Linked DNA regions of Homo sapiens: region 2 is linked to region 1. A link is a loop called in an ENCODE intact Hi-C map of the cell type or tissue named here. Cell type or tissue: tibial artery. All regions are shown on one strand.

Evidence for each region. Hi-C counts contacts between places; a loop is a spot of excess contacts. Peaks named below come from ENCODE experiments on the same cell type or tissue, not always from the same donor. Only the 100,000 strongest peaks of a DNase experiment are listed, where the experiment ranks them.
Region 2: a loop joins it to region 1, with 3 times the contacts of the local background. A loop is called at or near these places in 2 of 110 quality-filtered maps.

Annotation. Positions count from the first base shown.
Region 1 is chr11:2,775,994-2,783,993 of GRCh38, forward strand. It overlaps KCNQ1 (potassium voltage-gated channel subfamily Q member 1), which reads left to right. Exons shown (of 16, transcript NM_000218.3): 13 at 1-61; 14 at 993-1,039; 15 at 1,983-2,044. Among named protein-coding and RNA genes, the nearest start is that of KCNQ1OT1, 80 kb to the left of the region's middle. In tibial artery, a CTCF peak has its summit at 3,350; DNase peaks (open chromatin) are centred at 2,648, 2,928, 3,218, 3,878 and 6 weaker places; H3K4me3 peaks cover 1,009 bases; H3K27ac peaks cover 2,869 bases.
Region 2 is chr11:2,310,533-2,318,532 of GRCh38, forward strand. It overlaps TSPAN32 (tetraspanin 32), which reads left to right. Exons shown (of 10, transcript NM_139022.3): 5 at 3,122-3,223; 6 at 3,953-4,039; 7 at 5,697-5,780; 8 at 6,044-6,135; 9 at 6,812-6,993; 10 at 7,331-7,672. The coding sequence ends at 7,392. It overlaps LOC124902612 (a long non-coding RNA gene), which reads right to left and starts at 3,955. Exons shown (of 2, transcript XR_007062552.1): 1 at 3,858-3,955; 2 at 1,933-3,271. RefSeq lists an enhancer at 2,026-2,631. In tibial artery, no CTCF peak of the experiment used is centred here; no DNase peak of the experiment used is centred here; H3K4me3 peaks cover 1,087 bases; H3K27ac peaks cover 4,105 bases.

The sequences.
Region 1 (8,000 bases):
TTGAGCAGTACTCGCAGGGCCACCTCAACCTCATGGTGCGCATCAAGGAGCTGCAGAGGAGGTGGGCACGGCCAAACGGCAGCGGGGAGGGTGCCCAGGTCCTGCCCAGCCCGGCCCCAGCTGCATGATCAGCGGTGCCGGAGGAGGGAGGGGCTGAGACCCTGAGTTCTTGCCTCTCAACCACCCCCTTCTCCTCACCACCCCCAGCCCTGCAGAGGGAGGGCAGCTGGCCACGGCCACGGTTCACAGCCAGCCCACCAGGCAGCTCTACCTTGTTCCCCGCCCGGATCTGAGATGATGGGGGAATTGGGGTAGGGGAGGCGCGTAGGGGAGGCAAACACCCGCCTCCGTCCCTGCTCAGGTAGCAACACCAGCTTCACACTCCCCACAACTTCAGGACACTCGGCAGCCAGCCCACCCGCCTTCCCTGTCACCTCTGAGCAAGGGGCCAGGCCCAGCCCTGGGAAGACACTGCCTGGTGCCAGGCCCCACCGCACGGGTCTCCCCCAGACTGGCCTGGAGCTGGAGACCCTGACTGTGGGGAGCTAATGTGTTCCCATGGAGCTAGCACCATCCTCCCGGGCCTGCACAGACTCAGAGCAGCTGTGCCTCCGAGATGGGCTCGCCTGGGAACTAGCTCCGTGTGTTACAGGGCATGGCTGGGAGCCCGTGTCCATCCTGGCCACAGGCGAGGGGTCAGGCTGCCTTGCCCATGGCTGATCCACTGCCTCCCACTCCTACCCCCAGGGAGGAAGTCTGAGAGGCAGCCCACCGACTCCCCCTTTCCGAGATCCCTGCTCAGCCCCCTCGGGAGCATGGCCCTCTGGGGGGTTGGGAGTGACCTGGCAGGCCTTAGGGTCGGGGGTGTCCCCAGAGTGGGTGGACAGTCCACTGTCTTGCCGGGCACGTCAAGCTGTCTGTCCCACAGACGACAGTGCATCTGCGCAGTGCCAGGGCCAGGTGTGAACTGGTGTCTGTGTCCTTCTCTCCAGGCTGGACCAGTCCATTGGGAAGCCCTCACTGTTCATCTCCGTCTCAGGTGGGTTTCTGTGTCAGTTACTCTGGGCCCAGCAGCCTGCAATGGACTCTCCCGCACCTCTGCCCTCCTGGCTCTCCCCATGATGTCAGAATGGGCCATTGCACCTCCAAAGTGCATGACATGAAATGAAAGCCAGGGAGTAAGGGGAGGTAGACCCCACCCTTAGCAAAGTGGCTCCAAAGTACATTTTACAAAGGAATATTCAGGTTTCATAAGAACCTACCTGGGTCCCTTTAAATTCCAGGGCGTTGAGGTTAGGCTCTAGGTGTGGAAACATGAACCCAGGGCAACTTTGCAGAAGGGGGTGATCCTGGGGTGGGGTTTGGGTGGGGTGAGCTGCCAGCCCAGAATTCAAGAGACTATGGGTGGGGGCCTTGCAGGGCTCAAGTTGAGAGGGACAGAAGCACCTGGCTGCAGCCTGGGGGCTGGTTTTCTGGCTCCTTGACCAAATTCCTTGGGTCCCCTGGACACGGGGCTGTGAGTCATTCCGGGGAATGACAGGGAAAAGGCACATTCCCTGGGGTTTCCCTAGCCCAGATGCAAACAGCAGCCACGGCTCATAGTGTGGGCTGGTGTAACGGAGCAGCGGAATGGCTGTGCCCCCAGCCTGGAGTCAGGCCTGTGTCGCCCTGGGAGTGGAATGGCATGGGCTTGCACAGCTGGCAGTGTGGCCAGCTTAGGCAGCCCCCTAGGGCTCTCAGAGGTCAGAGGTGGAGAGCGTGGAGCAGGATGGAGCCCAGGTCCCCAGCTGCAGCCATGCCCGGCCACCGTACCACCCCTGGTATTTTTGTCATAGCATGCTTTTTAAAAATGTCCTAGTAGGTTTAGGCATTTTGACTCTCAGCTACCTCCCCCAGCCCTACCACCCCACTTCCCAAGCCCAGCTGGGGTCCCCGGCCCACCCCAGCACTTGGCCCTGATTTGGGTGTTTTATCCCCCATAGAAAAGAGCAAGGATCGCGGCAGCAACACGATCGGCGCCCGCCTGAACCGAGTAGAAGACAAGGTAGGCTCACGCGCCGGCCTGCGGTGGTTCTGGTTAGCGTCCTGGGGCCAGCAGGCACCTCCCTGTGGTCTGCGTGTGAACGTGAAGCTCCTGCAGGCCTCCCCACCTTCCCGCCAGTGCCTACTGCAGCCTGCCCAGCAACTCCCAAGAGGGGCCCAGGCCCACTGCCCACCTGGCGGGGCATTGGTCCCCCATGGAAGGAGCCAGGCCAGGCTGGTTTCTCATCCTCTGACAAGTGGCGTCTTTACTGGCAGGTGGCACCAAGTGCCCCCTCCCCCCAGCTCTTTCCCGCTGCCTCTCGTAGTCTGCTTTGTGCTCTGCGAGCCTCCTGGCTGTGTCCTGAGTGGAGGGTGGCAGAAGCTGGCCTCACATCCCAGCCTTCTCCTGGGCCCAGCTGTCTGGGGCCTCCACTTGGGGCCGGCCGAGGGCTCAGGGAGGTGCAGGGCCCAGCTGGGATGGGTTCATGGGAAGAGAGGCATCTTCTGTTCACCCCGAACCCACCAGGCCCCCACTCCCCACCAGGCTCTGTGCCCATCACTCGGTCCCTCAGGCCGGAGCCTCTCCCCCAGGCACCCTGGGAGCTGCCGGGGGATCTGGGCGGTGGGAGGGCCTTTCTCGGGCCCATGGCTGAGCCCACCACTGCCCTTTGAAGTCTCTGTGGTTTGAAGCGGGCTGTTATCTTGCCGAACAGCAAGTCCGTCTACATGGACTTTATCTGAAAGTAGCTGAGAGGCTAAAAATAGAGGAGTTTCAGTTGGGCAGGGAGTGCGTCTGCCGCCCGGTTTCCCTGGCAACGCCTGGCTCTGGCCTGCTTCCATCTCGGCTGCAGCCGGGCAGGCGGGGCAGGCACAGCCCGGCCCAGGCTCCTGCTCCTGCCCCACCCGTCCTGGCCCCCAGGACCTGCAGCGTCACCCTCTCCCCACCTGGCACCATCTGCCCATGGCCTGGGGCGGCCGTGGGGCCCTGAGACCAGCAAATTGGGTCATGCAGAAAGAGCGAAGGCTGGTGTTCAGGTGCCTGGCCCCATGGGGCTGTGTGACCACAGTACCCTGAGTCCCATGGGCCTGGCCACCCTCTGTCAGCACAGACCTGAGCAGGGCTGGTGCAGACCTTTGCCAGGCAGATGGCCCAGTGGGAGATAGCGCCCATCTGGCAGGACAGGAAGCAAGACCCGGGAGAGGTCAGCTCACAGGATTGGCAAGCTCAGAGGCCCAGAAGCCTTGGCCTCTCTGCTGCCCGGGGAACACGGTGTTTCCCTGGCTTTCTCTTTGCGCAAGGGCTGGGTGACTCCTGGCTGGCACACCCAGTACAGCAGGGCCGGGTACCCTGTGTTGTTGGCATGGCCAGGAGTTTCTAGACATCAAGGAAAGCCGTGGTAGAGACAGGGAGTGGCACCCAGTTCCCCAGCCTCCACTCCTGCTTCCATCTCGGCTGCAGCCAGGCAGGCGGGGCGTGAACATCCCTGACGTGCAGGAGTGTCGGTGGCCCTTTCTGGACAGCACAGGCTGGGGACAGCCCCCGCCTTTCCCCGCCACTCCCTGCCAAGCTCTGGTTCCATTGCCTACACTACTGTCCCAGACCTTTCTTACGGCTCTGCCCCTGCTCCATGGGACAGGCCACCCTCTAAGCCCAGACCTGGAGTCTGGCATCCTGCGGGGGTGATGGTGGGTGGCAGACAGGGCCTCCTGAAGTGCAATGGCCCCTTCCTGACGTGCACAGCAGCCGTCCAGCAGCCTGCTGGGGCCTGGGAACAAGGACACAGTCCTCAGTCAGCCAAGGTCGGTGTGGGGGCCTGCAGAGGGGCCAGCGCTGGCCTTGAAGGCACAAAATTATGCACCCAATTTCTTCACATCTGAGCAACAAAGGGAAGCATTTTCCGGAGTCCCTGATCCCTAGGGCAAGGTTTAAGAACAAGGCTGGGGCCACATCCTGGTGCCCTGTCAGGCTCTGAGCCGGGGCCACGAGGATTCTGGTAGATTCTGCATGCACAGCCCTGGTGGGCCCTGGCTCCCTGCCATTACATTCGAGTCCTCTGCCTGGGGTCTCTGAGGTGGTGAGTGGCACCCACAGTCGACACTAAATCTCAGCCCCGCTGAGGGGTCTACCTGGAACCTGGCTGCCCATCAAGGAGTTGACAGAGCTGTGCTGACCTAGGTGGGTAGGTGGTAGCCTACCCGGTCCTTGCCCTGCCACTGACTGGTGCACCCCTCAGGGACAGACCCTAGGAAAGGGCCTGGCTGGGCCTGGAGGGCTTGGTGGCACAGCCTGGCTCGAGTTTTCTCCGTTATCAGTGCAGCCATCGGGACCGTAAATACCCCAAGCGCAATCCTGCTGACTTCGGGAAGTAGGGGCAGGAAATCCAGCAGCCGCCCGGCCCTCGGAGGCCCAGCAGGCGTGCAGCGGTGCCAATGCCCGCCGGCCCTGCCAACCCCAGCCAGAGCCCCTGGCCTTCCCTACCAGCACCCTCCCCCACCTCATCCCGCTGGTCTGGCTGCCTGCCGGAAGGGAGTCAAGGCCCCAGCCTCCAACTGTTTTCTCAGCTCAGCTCAGCCCCTCAGCTGGGCTGTGCAGTGAGTCCCACCCCAGGCCAGCTTGCCTAGCCATAGGATGAGAGGTCTCCGGGATGCACAGCTGGCTGGCACCCCTCCAGGGAGGCCTAGAGTGTCCCCCTGCAGGGAGTTCACCAGTGCAGGCCAGCTGAGCTTGTTCAGGGCTGCCTCAGTTTCCCTGGCAGGGAGCCCTCTTCTTCCTTGGTGTCCTGGCCAGGGACCCACATTGGAGAGAGGGGTCTGGGGGTCTCCCTTCTCGTCACAGTCCTGCGGGCTCGTCAAAACTCTTGCTTGACAGTGCAGTGTCTGCTCCAACACAGACCTCCCAACTACCTTGCAGGACGTCCCCATTCCAGGGATCCCTTCCACCCCTGTGCCTGTCCTGGTGGCTTAGGTTCTGCCTCACTCCAGGGTGTGGAGAGCAGAAACCCACCCACACCCGCAGATCCAGGGGCCTCCTCACAGCGAGTCTACTTCCTGCGGGCCTCCCTCCCCTGTCAAATGAGAGGGTTTGACTCCTGCTTGTGTCCTTAGGGTCAAAAGTCACAAAAGCTGCCTCATGCCCTTTCTGTTTTCATCTTAGATTATTGTCTTCTTTATCCTGGAGAGGACTCTTATTTGCTCAAATGCCCACATAAATCCTCTTTTACAGATGGGGAAACCGAGGCTCAGAGAGGCTGAGTGGTCGCCTGAGGTCACACAGCTAGTTAGGTGAAGAGCTGGTCCCAAGGAGGACACAGACAGGGGTGGGAGATGAGGTAGAGAGAGCAAGGAGGGGTTTCATATCACCCAAAGTCCGTATGGAGAGGCTGAGGAGGGTTGAGGCCAGGGGCAGGCTGGGGGCACCAGCAGCAGGGCCCAGGGCCTTCAGTGTGGGCCAGGGACCAATGCAGGCGGTCGGGAGAGGTCCGGAGAGAGCTGGCCCTGCCCACTCCCCCTCTGGCCCCACTGGGCTTCCTGAAGTCCCACACAGGGCTGGCAGTCTGTGTGGGGGCTGCATACCCCAGACATTCTGAGGAATCGATGGCAGAGGCCGCTCCAGCCCTCCTCCCCCAGCAAGTATTCTTAGCTTGGTCTCCAGGACCTGCCACACTGTTTACGTTGGGCCCTGTTTATTTTGCAAGCTAAGCTCATACTGCTTTTGCTGATATGAGGAGCACAGTGGGCTGGGAGAGTTTCTTTCTTCTCTGTTTTTGCCGGAAATGTTCATGGCTGAGAGCCGGACACAGGGGAGTCCTGGGTTTCCATGCCGCAGTTCAGAAAGCGTTGGGCGGGAAGGGGCCCCCACCACCTGACACTCCTTTCACTGCCTCCGGTCGCAGAATCCAGGCCTCCAGGATGAGAATGCCCCCCAACCCAGGACTCCCAAAACCACACCCTGCCCATGCCTTTACCAAGCTTCGTGCATGACCCCAACCTCCAGGATGCAGGCAGGCCCAGCCTCCCAGAATTGGGTGTTTGCCCCCAGACACTGCTACCCTTTCCCTCATTCCAGTGTGACTCCTCCATCAACCAGGCCACAAGCTGGACCCCAAGGCTTTTTTGTCTTGGGCAGTTCCCCGAGCTGCACCCCCAGAGCCGCCGTGCTGCTGTTCATCCTCTCCCTTTAGCCCAACCCCTGCTGAGTTCAGGCCTTTATCATCTCTTACTTGGATTATTTTTCCAGCCATATATGCGGTCTCCGGCCTCTCCTCACACCCACCAATCCTTCACATTGTATATTATTTCTTAAACACTGCTGAAATCTCACTTACTAATATTTAATATATCAGAATTTTTGTGCCAGTATTTATGTGTGAGATACATACATGACATAATTTTCCTGTCTTGTATGGTCTTCATCAGGCTTTGGTGTCAAATGTATGTGAGCCTCACAGACTAACTTAAGAAGTGTTCCCTCTTTTCCTATATTGGGATATTTTGTATAAGATTAGAATTTTATTTTCCTCAAATGTTTGGTGGAATTTAAAGGTAAAGACATCTAGGCCTGGTGTTTTCTTTGTGGGAAGATTCATCATTCCTGATTCAATCGCTCTAATAATTATGGACTGTTCAGGTTTTCTATTTCTTCTTGTATCAGTTTTGATAAGTTATATATTCTAGGAATTTATACATTTCATTTTAGTTTCCATGTTCATTGGCATTTATTATAATTTTAATGTCCGTCCATTAGCATTTAGTCCCATTTTTTATTCTCAATATTATTTATTTGTGCCTTCACTGTTTTCCCCCTTAGTGGTCAAACTTGACACTATTCCCCTGTCTTATTAAATGTTTCGTGGACTTCTGGCTTTGCTGATCCTCTCTATTGTGATTTTGTTTTGTTTCATTCACTTCTGTTTATTTTATTCCTTCTATTTACTTGGCCTTAATATACTGTTCTTTCTCTAACCTCTCTAAATTAAGAAGAGGATAATTCTTAATTTTCAGGCTTCCTAAATTTCCTTTTCGTTTTAATTTTTCTAACCACTGTCAATCTCATGGCTTTCTAAATTTTTAAGGTATGCATTTAAGGTTATAAATTTTTCCTTTAAATATCATCCAAACTACATCTCCCACATTTTGATATATGGCATTTAATTTTAATCTTCATTCACTTTAGTATTTTTCTAATCTCCATTATGATCTCTTGTTTATCCTAGGAGTTCTGTAGCAATGTGGTTTTTGTCATTGTTATAATTGTAGCACAGCTTTCTCATAATGTTGCCCTCTTGTCAGAGAAAGCAATCCATATGATATTAATCCTTTAGAATGTTTTGAAATATGATTTACGGCAAAAATGTGGTCAATTTTTGTAAATGTGCCTTCTGTACTTGAAAACAAGGTATATTCTGACATTGTTGGGTGCAGTGTTATGTTCATATCCACTGGAACAAGCTTGTTAGTTGGTCTGTTCAAATCTTCTATATTCTCATTGGAATGTTTTTATCTGCTTGATCTATTATTACTGAGAAGGCATAGGGCAAATTTCTGTTTAACTTTCTAAGAAACTTCTAAACTGTTTCCAAAGGATTTATACCATTTTGCTTTCTCACCAGTAAAGTATAAAGGTTCCACTTTCTCCACAGCCTTGCAAATACATGGTCTTTTCTATTTTAGCCCTTTTAGTGAGTATGTAATGGTATCTCATTGTGGTTTTGATTTGCATTTCCCTAATGACTAATGATGTTGAGCCACTTTTCATGTGCTTATTAGCCATTCATAGTCTTCTTTGGTGAAATGTTTATTCAACTCTCTTGCCCATTTTCTAATTAAGTAGTCTGTTCTATTATTGAGTTGCAAGGGTTTTTTATATGTTCTGGATACAAGTCCTTTATCAGATCTATGACTTGCAAATATTTTCTCCCATTCTGTGGCTGTCTTTTCATTTCCTTAATCACATCTTTTAAATCACAAAAGTTTTTAAT
Region 2 (8,000 bases), 470 kb before region 1:
TCCCAGTGGGTCTTGACTTCTGGCATCATCTGTGTCAGGCCTGGTGGCCATGGAGGTGGCCTGGGTGAAGGAGCTCTGAATATGAAGTCAGTGTCCTTGGGCCGCCCTTGGGCAAGCCACTTTAACTTCCTGGGCCTCAGTTTCCTTTTCTGTGAAGGGAGCACCAAGATCCAGGGGCTGCATGGGTGGGAATGGCCAGGTGTGTGCAAAGACTCTTCCTCCTCACCTGCGTGCCTCCTGCCGTGCCCCGTTGCCCAGGCTGGTCCTCCAGGACGTGGGACTTGCTCGAAGCTGTCCTGGGTGTGGATGGAGTGGCTTTGGTGCCAGGGCCCGGGCCCTGAGCAGGAGGGGCGGCTGCACATCCCGTCTCCTGCCCTCCACCCTCAGGGCCCACCAGAGCCGAATGGGCTTCAACCTTGGGCTCCCTGTCCAACAAAGTCCTGCTGGCAGCCTAGACAGTGGCAAAGGCCAAAGGCCCCAAGCTGTTGGCACCGGAAACGTCGAGGTGAGAGCCGGGGGCCCAGAGCCCAGCCCGGCCCATTCACCCATTCCCCCTGTCCCTCCCCACAGGGCCACTGAGGTGTCCTGAACACAGGGTCAGGGTGACTCATGTGGTGCCCCTGCGGATGGGAAGGCAGAGGACAGAGGAGGGAAGGGACCAGCCACATGCCCTTGGTGGTGCCCTGTGGCCACAGACCCGGGCCCAGAGCTGAAAGTGGGGTGCCCCTCCACCTCCCCAACTCTTGCCCCAGGGAGTCCTGGCTGCCACTTCCCTGGGATGCTCATGCGGGCAGGAGGCGTGGACCGGGCTTCAGGGATGAATGTGGAGCTTGAGGGCTATTAATTACGTTCTCCTCGAGGGCTGAGAGCCACTTTGCCTTAACCCTCCCCCTGTGCCCTGACGAGTCTGCTTCGGGAATAATTCATGCTCAAATTAAGTACAGCAGTGTGGGGTGCAGCCTCGTCCTCACAGTCTGCCCCACCCTGGAGCCACTACCCTCCCTGGATCCTCCAGCCGCCGAGTGGGCTCAGGCCAGAGCCAGCTCTGTACCTGTGGGGCTGGTCCACAGGCCTCCTGCAGCTCCTGGTCCCCACCTGCCGTTCAGGACCTGTCTGTACCTTCCTGAGCACTTTCAGCAGACACAGGATGGGGTCGCCAAGCCCAGGCAGACACCAGGGAAGATCTGGTCATGGGGAAAAGCCCCCGGGCACCGGAAGACGGAGCTTAGTGCGTTGATACCTGTCAGGCAGCACCTTCCCCCAGGTGTCCTGAGAAACACAGGCCCCAGGCTCCTTCAGAGCCCCCAGAGCCTGGAATGGAGACAGACGGTGAAGCATCACCTAGGAGCCCAGGCCCCGTGGAGAGCAGCCGGCCCGGCCTCCAGGGCCCTCCAGGGCCAGACAACCGGCTTTGGGGTAGGAGGCCTACCTCGCTGAGCTCTGCTTCCCCAGTCGTGGGGAGAGCTGCTTGGCAGAGCCAGGCAGGGCAGGAAGAGCCAGGCAGGGCAGGCAGGGCAGGCAGGGCAGGCAGAGCCAGGCAGGGCAGGCAGAGCAGGCCCCTCAGCCACTAGCAGGAGTTGTCACTCTCGCCCATGCTGTGGTAATAATGACACCTTGCTCACAGCCTCAGAGGCACCTTTGTCCTCCTTGGGCCATGGCAGGCGCCTGACAATGGGAACAGTCATTGGAGTTGGGAGGGAAGCAGGAGGGGAGGTCCGAGCCAACCCCCGGGCCCACTCCGCTGGGCCTCCAGTCCTCACCAGGACCTCCACCCACGAGGACACAATGGCCAGGCCAGACTCCACCCCCATTTCACACTCACAGACGCTGAGGCTGAACAAGGCCCCCGCCCTGGCCGACAGTGGTGTGGCCAGCTTGGTGCCTGCCCGCCCCTGGGCACTGCGGGGAGGACAAGGCTGGCTGAGTCGGGGATGACTCACGGAGAGTGGTCTGACTTTTATTAGCATCAATGGGAGGGATGCATTAGGGTCAGGAGCCAAGTTTGGCCTGGAAAGTCCATCTGACTCCTGTTGGGGCCTCCAGGCTTGGGCAGGGCTGACCGAGAGCCTCCACTGCCCACTGCCCGCCCAGTTGGCCGCTGTCAGGGCCTGCCACGGGGGCTGGGCCCCAGTGCAATGAGGACCGCCGTAAGCCACCCTTCCTTTCTGGAGGGCAGGTGTGAGTGGCTAGAGCGGGCCTGGGGCTTCCATCCTCCCCCAGCCCTTTGGGGCAGCTGCTGAGCACCCCCTTCATGTGTCTTGACTGTCAGCATGGCATTTGGGGGAGAACTGAGGGCCTCTGAGGCAGGAAGGAGACATCAGAGGGCAGGGACCTCAAAGAGGGCCTCGCCCTGTGCCAGGAGACCAGCGACTCCTGGAGCAGTCACAGAAGCCTTCCTGTAGGAGGCGAGATTCCAGTTTGTCTTTGAAGGAGTAACTTGGCAGGGGAGAGCATCTTGCTTAGGAGGGTGGAGACATGAGGTCCAGGTGTTGGTGAGGTGTGGAGCGCAGGCAGCACATCCAGCCAGGCCCCGTCACCTTCCACCTTCTTCACCCCCTGCCCCACAGTGGCCTCGTCCACCCAGATCTGGCCTCAGGTGCCCAAGGCTTCTCTGGTCAAAAGCCTTACCCGGAGCCCAGCTGCCCGGGCTTCCAGAAGGCAGCCGGGTGATTCTTGGGAAAGATCTAGAATCCCCAAGCTTTCTGGGAGCTGAGGTCCTGGCACAGGGTCTCTCAAGCCTTTTCCACCAGGCCCAGCCCCATCCCCCATTTCCGGGTCAACAGTAGCGTGCTGGAAACTTCTGTGGGCCAACCTTGTAAGACCACAGCGGAGGCGGACGCAGAGCTTGGCCTCTGCTTTATCCTGCGGGACCCTCTGGGGGCAGGAGGGCCACTCTGACGGCCATTGTGTGAAGGCCCCATCGTTGATGTTGGGAAGCACTGTGACTGGCTGCCCAGGGACCCAGGTTCCGCTTTGGGGAGATCCACCTGCTACAAGGAGGGCAGTGCTGGGACGTCACTCAGCACTAAGGGCCCACTAGCGTTTGGGATGTCGTGGGGAGGGGGCTGTGTCCCCGGATCTCCCACCAGGGCCAGGACCTCCCTGTGGTCTCTCGGTGCAGGTGGAGGACGCCATGCTGGACACCTACGACCTGGTATATGAGCAGGCGATGAAAGGTACGTCCCACGTCCGGCGGCAGGAGCTGGCGGCCATCCAGGACGTGGTGAGCGTGGGGACGGCTGGGTGGCAGGGCGGTCAGCTTCTGCTTGGACTGCAGTTCAGAGAACAGGCGCAGGGTGGCCAGTGAGAGGTCTGGCCAGGCACCGAGGGGGTTCCAGGACACAGGCCAGAGTTGCCCCTCAGGGCTGGGGGCAAAAAGCTCCCACCCTCTGTCTGCCCAGGACAAGGCCGCCTACCAGATTCTCGAGGCCCAGTGCAAAACGAGAGGGCAGGGCCCTGTATTCAGAAACACTGAAGGATTTCAAGAGCATTAAAGCAAATACGGGGCCGAACATAGTGGCTCACACCTGTAATCCCAGCACTTTGGGAGGAGGTTGAGGCAGGTGAATTGCTTGAGCCCAGGAGTTCGAGACCAGCCTGAGCAACATAGGGAGACCTTGTCTCTACTTTAAAAAAAAAAAAAAAAGAAAAGAAAAAATAAAAGCACATACAGCGCACAGGCCCTGTGAACAGGGCGGGGAAGCTGCCTGGCTCCAGCAGGTGTTCTGTCACCAGCAGGCAGGCAGCGCAGCTTGAGAGAGCTCCCCTTACCAGGGCCCGGCTGTGCAATGGCTGGAGCCCCAGCAGAAGCAGCTGCAATACCAGTAGCCCCAGCCCTGGCCTGCAGGGAACCCCACCTGGATACTTGTGGTGCCTCAGTTTCCCCATATGTGCTGCCCGCCTCCTGGGGTCTCGGGAGCACATCACCACTCCCTCCCTTCTGTTCCTGTAGTTTCTGTGCTGTGGGAAGAAGTCTCCTTTCAGCCGTCTGGGGAGCACAGAGGCTGACCTGTGTCAGGGAGAGGAGGCGGCGAGAGAGGTGAGGGGGGGACCTGGATGCTGGCCAGGCAAGACCCTCGGGGGCTGGACACCCTGGGGCCCAACCCCAAGACCCAGGGCCATCCTCCCACCCCACCCCTTGGCCTCCCCAGACCCTTGGGAACTGCCGCTGAAGGGCTCAGGGAAGGTTCTGATGTGATCGGAGGCTAGTTAGGGTTCATGGTACGCCAAGCCCATTGGGTGGCCAGGCTGGGCTCAAGACATAAACACAGGCCCCTTTGCCCAGCTGGACGCAGGCCCCATGCGCCATTCACTCCTTCAAGCCAGTTCCAGCCTGGGGACTTCCCAAGGCCAGCTAAGTCCACAGAAGCCTCTTGGAGTGCACCCATGAGGGCTCTGTGCCAAGGGCTGCAGGGCTGGTGTGGTGGGCTCTGTCTAGGGGGAAGGGTGCAGGCGTCCTGGGGGGCATCAGAAGGAGTTGAAGGGCACTCAGAGGAGAAGAAGTAGGCCAGGGTGTGGCCAGGGCTTCAGCAACAACAGAGCGGGGCCCGAGGCCAGGAAGCCTTTCCTCCCCAGGGCCCTGGGAGAGACTGGGCCCTCCTCTCTTTCTCCTGGTGCCCGGCAGCCCTCCCCCAGCCCACCCTGCCCCCTCCCTGCTCCCCTCCCCGCTCCCCTCCCCTACTGTCCTGGAAACAAACCCACCCTATCTCACAGTGGGAGGCACCTGGCGACCCTCCAAGAAACAGAGGGGAGGAGAGCAAATGGCTGGAGGCCTGGTGAGGGGTGGAGCCACAGCCAAGGCTCTGAGGGCAGAAGGGCTGGCGCTGAGGATGGTGCTGGGGAGGGACCAGCGGCATTGGGGGCAGGGCTAACAGTCAGGACCCCTGTGCCACCCAAGGAGAGACTGAAAAGGCCCCCGACTGAAAAGCAGGAGCGAGGGCCTGCCTCGAGCACCCTTGGGATGGCAGGGCCATGGGCCCGACTGCAAAGCCTCCTGGGGAGCCGGAAGAGCCAGCACAGGCGGCAGGCACGGAGCCACCCAGATGGGCTGGCATGGGCGGGAGGGAGGCAGACCTGCCTGCGGGGGACAGGAGGGTGAGCCCTGAGACCCTGCGGAGGCCTCCACAGGCCGCCCCAGTTGCCATCATCTCCAGGGTTCAGAGACAGGCCTGCCACCTCCCTTTTCTGAAAAGATGCCTCTGGGTGCCATGCCCTGGGGTGGCACTGGAAGCCTGGGATGGAACCAGGAAGCTGGGACTGTGCGGGGACCCCCCTCACACCCCTCCACCAGCTGGCTTCCTGCCCTCCCTGTTAGCCATCACCCTCTGGTCACCAAGGTGCTGTGCCCGGCCCTGGGCTGGATGCTGGGAACCCAGAGTGAATTCGAAGTGGCCCGGCCCAGGGGAGCCAACGTGTGGCCCAACATGGACGCTCAGGACAGCTGGGAGACGGCACCGGCCGGGCCCAGGGCAGTGCCAGAGTGCCCACAGAGGCCAGCCCTGTCCCACTGGGCTTCACCTGCTCGTGCTGCCTTTCCCTAGAGCCCTGGGGGCTTCCTAGGAATGTGCCGCACCCGCCGCCCTGCTGCCCTGGCATTGGCCTAGGTGGGCGCTGCAGCTCCATGGCCCCACAGAGGCCGCTTGTCCAGGCAGGGAGGGCCGCTCAGGGCGGGTACCATGCCTGCTGCCCTCTCACAGGACTGCCTTCAGGGCATCCGGAGCTTCCTGAGGACACACCAGCAGGTCGCCTCCAGCCTGACCAGCATCGGCCTGGCCCTCACGGTACCCTCTCGCCTCCCTCACTGCCCCTTCCCACCTCCTGCCCCTCAGCCTGCCCAGCCCCCGACTCAGATGGAAGGGTGACCCGGGACAGGATCTCTGGTCTTGAGCCTCACTGGCTGCCAACCTCAGGGAGCTGCTCTGGTGTGACAGGGCCTGCCTCCTACAGCTGGGCCGCCCCCTTACACTGCAGAGTCCTGATGCTTCCTGGGGAGGGGCGCCCGCACCCTGGGGCAGTGGGGCAGCCGCGGGTGTCTCCCTCCCAGGTGTCCGCCTTGCTCTTCAGCTCCTTCCTGTGGTTTGCCATCCGCTGTGGCTGCAGCTTGGACCGCAAGGGCAAATACACCCTGACCCCACGGTAGGGCCCCCTGCCTGCCCCCACACCCTCTGGAAGGGTCCTCCAGCTCTGCTCGAGAGGCATCTGCTCTGCCAGCTGCTAGGAGGGAGCCCCGGGACCAAGCCCCAGGCTGACACTGTAGAGGAAACGCTTTGGGGGTGGCTGAGCACCAGGGTGGGGTGGGAGACCTGGAGAGTTTCCAGACCCAATGCACCGCACCCCATGGCCCACATGGGGACCCCCCTTTGCTTACCCCCAGGCCTTACCAAGACCTGGAGATGGATGCTTCTGGGCCTCCAGGTTATAGCCCCAGGCCAGGATCTCTGTGCTTGAATACCCCAGAGCTCCTCATGCTTAGGGGGCAGGGAGGGTCCAACCCACAGCCAGGCAGCTCTTCCTGCCCCCACGGAGCCTGGCCCGTCTCTGCCTGCCATGCCCATTAACCCACCCACTTGCTCTTCCTGGCCATCCAAGCCCTCATCCCTGGGTCCTCTGCATTCTACAATAGCCTCACAGTCCCGTCTAGAACATTCTGCAACAGCCTCACAGTCCCCCTAGAACATTCCACAGCAGCTCCATAATCCCCTCCAGAACATTCTGCAACAGCCCCATGATCCCCTCTAGAACATTCCACAATAGCCTCACAGGTCCCCTGTAGAACATTCCACCACAGCCCCATGATCCCCTTGCTCCTCAGAGCATGTGGCCGCCAGCCCCAGGAGCCCAGCCTCTTGAGATGCTCCCAGGGTGGACCCACACATTGTCTCCACTCCGAAGCAGTTGCTATTGGTCCAAGAGGATGCTCGGGTAGTCTTCGGTGGCTGCAGGAGAGCGATGCTGCGCCTCTGCCCCTCTCCTGCCACCTGGCTGCCCACAGAGGTGAAGACGCCCCTGCTGTCAGCCCTCATGGGATCCCTGAGGGGAGGGTCCGAGCTGTGAGGAGGGAAGGGAGTGAAGGCCCAGCCAGAGAGCCAGGCTCCATTGGGAACAGATGCAAGGGTAAGGGGTAGCTCACCAAATCCCTCCATGGGAACGGGCTGGGAGCAAGCACAAAGGAAACCACACTGGAGGCAGCAGCCCAGGGCAGACTGCAAGACACTGGTGGCCCACGGCCTGGAGGGCTCCACCCAGACACAAGCTGCACTGGTTTTCTATGCTGCGTAAGAAGCAGCATGGATGTAAGGACTGCAAGCAGTGCCCATTTATGATCTCGCAGCTCTCCAGGGCAGAAGTCGCGGTGGGCTCAGTGGGTGCCCTGAGCGGGGTCTCTCAGACTGACGTCAGGCCTTGGTGGGCTGCACTCTCACCTGGAGGCTCCGGGGAAGCATCTGCCTCCAGGACCATTCAGGCTGTTGACAAGTCAACTCCTCATGGCTGTAGGACTGAGGTTCCCAAGTCCTTGTCCCTGGTCCTGTGGTCCCTCCACCTTCAAACCAGCAATGGTGCATTGAGCAAATTGTGGTCAAATATACATCACATCAAATTTACCATCTTAACCATTGTTAAGTGTATGGTTTGTGGCATTAAATACATTCACATTGTTGTGCAACCATCACCACCATCTATCTCCAGAACTTTCCATCTTCTCAAGCTGAACCTCTGTCCCCAGTAAACACCAACTCCCATTCTCTGCCCCGGTCCCTGGCACCCACCATCCACTTTTCGTCTCTATGGATTCAGCTGCTCCAGGAACCTCATATGTGTGGGGTCACACAGGATTCATCCTTTTGTGTCTGGTTTATGTCACTTACTGTTATGTCCATAAGGTCCATCCGTGTTGTAGCCTGTGTCAGAATTCTTGAAAGAGAAATCTTATCAGCTTTCCCATCATCTCACAGCCACATGGTCCGTGATTAAGGCAGGACATTTAGTGGGAAGCGTGGAGC